Regions from separate parts of the Homo sapiens genome. Here region 2 is linked to region 1. A link is a contact called in ENCODE Hi-C or POLR2A ChIA-PET data. All regions are on one chromosome and are shown on one strand. Each heading gives the region's core, a stretch centred on a gene start or an enhancer-like site at or near the end of the contact. The rest is flanking DNA. Distances are from core to core; before and after follow the strand shown.

The links. Hi-C counts contacts between places; a loop is a spot of excess contacts on that map. ChIA-PET counts read pairs that join two places held with the same protein, here RNA polymerase II (POLR2A). Pooled maps may share reads with other maps.
Region 2: a pooled map shows a loop between it and region 1 (3-fold over the local background). The contact joins two enhancer-like sites. A Hi-C loop is called at or near these places in 2 of 50 pooled maps. POLR2A ChIA-PET finds 5 or more read pairs at or near these places in 3 of 52 experiments (GM12878, HEK293 and MCF 10A).

What each region holds. Positions count from the first base shown.
Region 1 is chr2:46,081,389-46,084,794 of GRCh38, forward strand. All of the region lies in intron 10 of PRKCE (protein kinase C epsilon), which reads left to right. Among named protein-coding and RNA genes, the nearest start is that of EPAS1, 210 kb to the right of the region's middle. Within about 2 kb of position 1,588, at least 3 of the 41 ENCODE cell types and tissues checked have a DNase peak (open chromatin) inside an H3K27ac peak, as active enhancers do.
Region 2 is chr2:46,533,933-46,537,338 of GRCh38, forward strand. ATP6V1E2 (ATPase H+ transporting V1 subunit E2) reads right to left here. Exons shown (of 5, transcript NM_001318063.2): 3 at 2,679-2,771; 4 at 1,881-1,995. Among named protein-coding and RNA genes, the nearest start is that of RHOQ, 6.9 kb to the right of the region's middle. Within about 2 kb of position 1,624, at least 7 of the 41 ENCODE cell types and tissues checked have a DNase peak (open chromatin) inside an H3K27ac peak, as active enhancers do.

The DNA of each region.
Region 1 (3,406 bases), core at 338-2,837:
GTTAGTTCAATTCCCTTAAAAAACAGCAAGCCAGAGTTACCAACAGTTCCTGCCCTCATGAAGCACACAGACTACGGCGGGGAGGGGAGAAAGTTATAAATTAATTACACAAATAAAACCTCAGCTGTGCTGAATGCTACAACAGAGAGTGTAGCACGTCACAGGGGGATCTGACCTTGTCAGAGAAGTCAGGGGCAGCTTCCTGGGAGAAAAGATGGTTGTGCTGAGATCTGAAGGGTGAGGAGGGGAGAGAAGAAAACGTTCCAGGCAGAAAGAACAGTGTGAGTAAAGCCCTGGGGCAGAGGGAACAAGCGACAGCTGGAAAGGAGAAGACTGAGAAGATCACACAGACTTTGAAGCATATTAGAGAGTTTTCCGTTTATTCCTAGAGTAACAGGGAGACTTTAATAGAATCAAGCTATAGAGGCTGGGCACGGTGGCTCATGCTTGTAATCCCAGCATTCTGGGAGGCCAAGGTGAGTGGATCACTTGAAGTCAGGAGTTTGAGACCAGCCTGGGCAGCATGGCAAAACCCCATCTCTACTAAAAATACAAAAAATAGCTGGGCATGGTGGCATTTGCCTTACTCCCAGCTACTCGGGAGGCTGAGGCAGGAGAATCACTTGAACCTGGGAGGCGAGGTTGCAGTGAGCCAAGATCACACCATTACACTCCAGCCTGGGTGACAGAGCAAGACTCTCAAAAAAACTAAGCAGTGGACTTAGAGGAGGAAGCGGGGTGGGTTACAAGCAGATTTCTGTTTCGGCAAGGTCCCTCTACCTGGAGCGTGACCAGCATTTGCAATAAATGTGGGGAGCATCAGAAGCAAGGCATCTGCAAGAATCTAGACAAGGGATGATAGTTGCTTGGGCCATAATGGTGGGCATGATGGTGGTAGAGAGAGAGAGAAATGGACAAGTATACAGGGAAAAAGGTACAAAATGCAAAGATACGATAAGTAAATATGACAGGACTTGGTGAGGGCTGAGGGAGAGAGAGGTATTAAATGACTAAGGTTTCTGAAGGGTGAAGCTTTGCCCCGAGACCTAGAGAACTAGTTCATTGGGGTAGATCGTGAAGTCAATTTTGGACATATTGGGCTTGAGTGCCTTTGGGGCATCTGGATGGAGATGTCAGAACCGCAGTTGGATGAGTGGTCCGGAGCTTGTGAGTCATCTGCATAGAGGTGCCTTGGAAACTGGGCGTGGACAAGATCCTCAGCAAGCACTCAGTGAGGATGGGGAGCATCTGGAGCCCAGCCTCGTGGGATTCCAACACTTAACAGCTGGGAAGAGGCGAAGCCCATGAGAGAGGCAGAGAAAACCCTGCCAGAAATTTAGGGGGGAAGCCTGAAAGCCAAGGGAAACAAGTGTGTGTTGAAAGAGGATGTGGTCAGGGAAGAAAGCTGCAGAGAGGTCAAAGAAAATGAAGACTTACGATAATAACTGCTGGAATAGCATCTATAGCAACAGTCATAGCCAATCTTCATTTTGAGACAGGCATTTTAACATATAATTTAACCTTCATGAGAATTCTGTAAGGCAGCTTCTATTACTCAATCATCCTGATTTTTTTTTGAGACGGAGTTTCTCTCTGTCACCCAGGCTGGAGTGCAGTGGCGCAATCTCAGCTCACTGCAACTTCCACCTCCCGAGCTCAAATGATTCTCTTTCATGCCTCAGCCTCCTGAGTAGCTGGGATTACAGGCATGCGCCACCATGCCCAGCTAATTTTGTATTTTTTGTATAGACAGGGTTTCGCCATGTTGGCCAGGTTGATCTCGATCTCCTGGCCTCAAGTGATCTGCCTACCTCAGTCTCCCAAAGTTCTGGGATTACAGGCATGAGCCACTACGCCCGGCCCATCCTCATTTTTACAGATCAGAAAACTGAGCACAGAGAGCCAAAGGCATTTGCCTGAGTCATTTGCAGCCAGTGAGTGATAAAACCGATATGGGAAGGCCTCTTTCTCATCCCACAGCCCCTACTCTTAAAAACTGTGTCCAGTGTTGGTAGAATAAAAAGCATCCAGGGAGGATGATGGGGAGGGGAGATTTTTTCCCCTTCAGAGATTTGGAGTCTCCTAAACACAGTCAAGGAAATACTCCATTGTTGCTAAAGTCCGAGTCCAGGGCTGGTGACTGTGGAATGGGCACTTCAGTGGCTGTTTCAGGTGGTGTGGTTCAGTGTTCAGTGAATGATCCAGCTGTACTTCCCATGTGAAAGGCTTATCCTGGTGCTGCAGGGCAGAGGCTGTCAGAGTGTTGTCCCTGGCCTGCCAGCATTGCCCGGAAACTTGTTAGAGGATTCAGATTTTCAGACTCCGCCCCAGATCTTCTGAACCAGATATCTGAGTTGGGGGGCTCAGGAATCCATGTCCTAACAAGCTTCCATGTGATTCTAATGCACAAGTTTAAGAGTCTTTGTTCTTGGAAGGAATCCTTGAAATGACAAAAAAGGAGACCAGAATAATGTATAATCCTTATATTGCACAGATGCAAGATACCTAGGCAGAAACCAGATGGAGGAGAGTCAGTGCTTCTCAACCCTGGCCGCACATGGGAATCACCTGAGGAGCTTTCACAATTACTAAGGCCAGGCCCCCACCCTCAGAAATTCTGATTCCAGTGGTCTGGGGTTGGCGAGAGCATTTAATTTTTGAAATGAGGATTTGAGTGGAGAATGGATGATTGAATAAACAGTGGGCAAGGCAGCCCATGTACTTCTGATTACAAAATTGTACTCTGGGGAGAAAACGAGGTAGGCTTTGAAGGCGAAGGGCAAAGTAAATGGAAGAAAAGCTGGACTTAGGCCCTTTGTGAATACCGGTAAAGATGGAATAATTCTGGAGACTGGAGTGGGGGTGAAGGTAGTTTGAATTAGTAACAATTCTTAACTATGGACTTTATTTTCAAAGAGATGTCAATAGTAAGATAGATATGCTTTGTAAATAAAGAAGCTCATTGGTAAATGTTACTGAGACCTAATGGAAAATAATATGCTAACATCCTCCTGGAAGCTTCACTTAGACTATACCTATGTGTTAAAAATGTGAGCCGGGCACGGTGGCTCATGCCTATAATCCCAGCACTTTGGGAGGCCAAGGCGGGTGGATCACGAGGTCAGGAGATCAAGACCATCCTGGCCAACATGGTGAAACGCCATCTCTACTAAAAATAAAAAAATTAACTGGGCATGGTGGTGTGTGTCTGTAATCCCAGCTACTCAGGAGTCTGAGGCAGGAGAATCGCTTGAACCAGGGAGTCAGAAGTTGCAGTGAGCTGAGATCGCACCACTGCACTCCAGCCTAGCAACAGAGCGAGACTCCATCAAAAAAAAAAAAAAAAAAAAAAGAATGTGCTCTGCCTCTCTGGCCTTTTAAACCTCACCATTTACTTCGCTAACCT
Region 2 (3,406 bases), core at 374-2,873, 450 kb after region 1:
ATTATATCTGTCTTTGTTCCCTGTATAAAATGTGTCTTTTTTTCTCTTTCTGCTTTTAATTTTTTTCTACTTATTACTGGTTTTCAGTGATTTAATTACAAAGTGCCTCGCTTGATATGGTTTGCTTTGTTTTTCTCCTACTTTGGATTTGTTGAGCTTCTTGGCGCTATACGTTTACAATTTTCATGAAATTTGGGACTTGTTTTTGGCCTTCAAATCATCACCGTTAATCCTTTTCGAGGACTCCAGTTTTTAATATCATCTTAAGGTGACTGAGGCTCTGTGTTTCTGTGTTTCTTTTGTTTCCTTTCTCTCTGCTTTAATTGGGACAGTTTCTATTGCTATGTCTTCAGTGTCACAGATATTTCATTCCACAATGTCTAACCTACTGTTAAGTTCAGCCACTGAATTATTCATTACAGGTGTTGTATTTTTTAGCTCCAGAAGTTCCATTTGGTTATTTTCTATATCTTCCAGTTTTTTCTTCACTATGTTCATGTTTTCCTTTAAATCCTTGTTTTATTTTAATTTTTTAAGTCCTTGTCTGCTAACGTTATTATCTCTGTCATTTTGGGGTTTGTTTCTATTAAATGATTTTTCTCCTGATTTTGGGTTCTATTTGCCTACTTATTTGCATATCTAGTATTTTTAACATTCTGAATTTAATGTTGTTAAATGTCTGTATTTTGTTGTTTTAAAAATGGTAAAATTTGTTTTGGCTGGCAGTTACGGTAGTAGCGGATGAACTTCCTCTTTTTGAGGCTGCTTTCTAAACCTTGTTGGAGGAAGTCTAGAGTTACCTCACTTTTCGGCTTAGTTAGCCCTTCTCCTAATGCCTTACCCTTTTGGGATTTCTACTGAATTCCCTGGACAGTCAGCAAGGTTTCTTCACATTGGCGAGTTGAAACTCAAACATTGCCCAGTGAGCCCTGGGAACCAATCAGCTCACAGCTCCGCAGTAGTTCTTTGCATCGCACTGTGAAGTTTCACCTTATGCATGTGCAGCTTAGTATTCAGCAACAGATTCACAGGGATTCCAGGAGCCTGTTTTGCTGTTATATTCTCTCCTTTCTGATACTCTGCCTTGAAAAGTCTGCTCAACTATCTCCTCAACTCAGCAAGACCACTATGCTCTGCTTGGGTTCCCCCTCATTGTGCTGCAATTTAGACAGCATTTTTCAGCAGAAAGTTAGAGTGATAGGGTTTGCCCCATTTGTTCCCTACTTTCAGGAATCACGGTGCTGTGCTACATGCTGTTCAATGTCTGAAAAGAGAGGTTTCATATATTCTGTTCAATTTTAAAGTTGCTCACATTAGAAAGGTACAGCCAATACCAGTTATTTGGGTATGGTAGAGGTGGAAATCTCTACTCCCTCTACATGAAGCACATTAATAAAGTGATCTGCTTCTCCAGTCTCTTCTCAGGAGCCTGGGTTGCAAGCAACAGAAGCTGTTTGTGGCTGATTAAACAGAAAGAAATCTTAAAAGGATCACAGGCAGGTCACAGGATTTAGAAAGGCTAGAGAAGCTGCTCAAGATAGAAACAGTGTCCGACACATGACTCAGGAACTAATTTGATGAGAAAACCACTTTCAATACCATTGCTTTCACCAAACCCTAGACAACTCATGTGTACAGTTGTCACTTCTGAACCAGGAACTCAATTATACCACAACCAACACCACTGCCTGCCCTGATGTGCCACTTCCTGGGTCAGGAACTGAACTGTGTACCCACCACTAAAGCTGCAGCCTCCAGAGACAATGTGCCCTGTATTTAACTCTGGCTACACTAGCTTTTAAGTCTGACAAGGAAAGCAAGAGTCTGTAATTTCAGCTTCTATAAGGAAGGGATATTCTTTTCTTCCCACCAAGGCTCACCATGTAGAAGATTCTTCAAACCCAAAATGTGGTTCTGATGTCCAGTGGCCAAAACATCCACTATGGAAGAACAACTCTGTGTGAGTCTTGGGATGGTTTTCTGGCACTCTTGGTTCTGAAACATAAAATAAAATCATTAATTTCATTTTTGGAGGAGGGATCTGTGATCTAGCCTCCTTTGGAGCCTATGAGAGGAGACCACTCCTAAATCATATGAGTATTCCATACCAGCAACCTCTAAGGAAATGTCCTTTCCTATAGTTCAGCAATGGGTGGTGATGCCATCAGTCACAATGACTAGTCTCCTGACCTTAGGTTGCAGCAGAAAACAGTTAGAAATGAAAATGGCAAAACATTAAGAGCGCTTGAGCCGAAGTTCTCAGAGGCTGGGCCATTCTTCTGAGTTTCTGGTATGTAATCAACTAGAAAAAGAGATCTATGTACATTCTAACTGGGAATGAAAACCAGGCAAACCAATCCTACTGGATTTATTTATCAGCGTGATCATTAGGAACCAGTGACCTTTAAGAAATTGCTGTGGTGTTTAACTCATTGCAGTGTACCTACACTGGAGTGCAAAGAGAAGAGGGTGCCAATGGGAGGTTTTAGTGGCAGGGAGAAAAATAGGGATAGGGGTAGGTAGGGCATGTGGCAGGATGCTGCAGGGAAGGCCAACAGGCACCCTGGGGAGTGAAGAGGCTGCAGTGTGAGGATTCTGGGCATTGTGGTGGGAAGAAGCATAACATAACAGCAGGGCAGCACCAGTGTTAAAGAATGCCCATCATTTTATCTCCTTACCAGTGACTTCTAAGAAGATGGTTCACAGAGGGAGAAGAATACAGGCCAAAATTAGGGATTCAGTCAGTATGGACTCCTGTATTGACAATCCACCTGAAATTTGGAACAAATCACAGATTAGATTTGGAGCCATCTCATCTTCCTCTCCTCTTAACATTTGCCTCTCTCCTAAACTTCTTTTTTTTTTTTTTGAGACAGTGTCTTGCTCTGGCGCCCAGCCTGGAGTGCAGTGGCACCATCTCAGCTCATTGCAACCTCTGCCTCCCGTTTCAAGTGATTCTCCTGCCTCAGCCTCCCGAGTAGCTGGGATTACAGGCACCCGCCACCACGCCTGGCTAATTTTTGTATTTTTAGCGGAGATGGGGTTTCACCATGTTGGCCAGGCTGGTCTCAAACTCCTGACCTCAACTGATCCTCCCATCTCGGCCTCCCAAAGTGCTGGGATTACAGGTATAAGCCACTTTGCCTGGCCTCTCCTAAAATTCTTTATTTCCAGTGTAGCCAGGGGAAGGCCTAGGAACGTTGACCCTTAGGCAATAATGTAGATGTATATTGCTGGTTGCCTCCTCAGCATGCATTCCCCCAGACTTGTCACCCACTGTGCAGAAACCACAGAACCTGGGTAGGTGTGAAACCCCAGCCCCTGTGGGGGCAGGGCTGATATGCCCAATTAGGATAGTCCCAACTCCTTGCCATAGTGATGGTTTTAGGGATGGACAGTAGCCCAG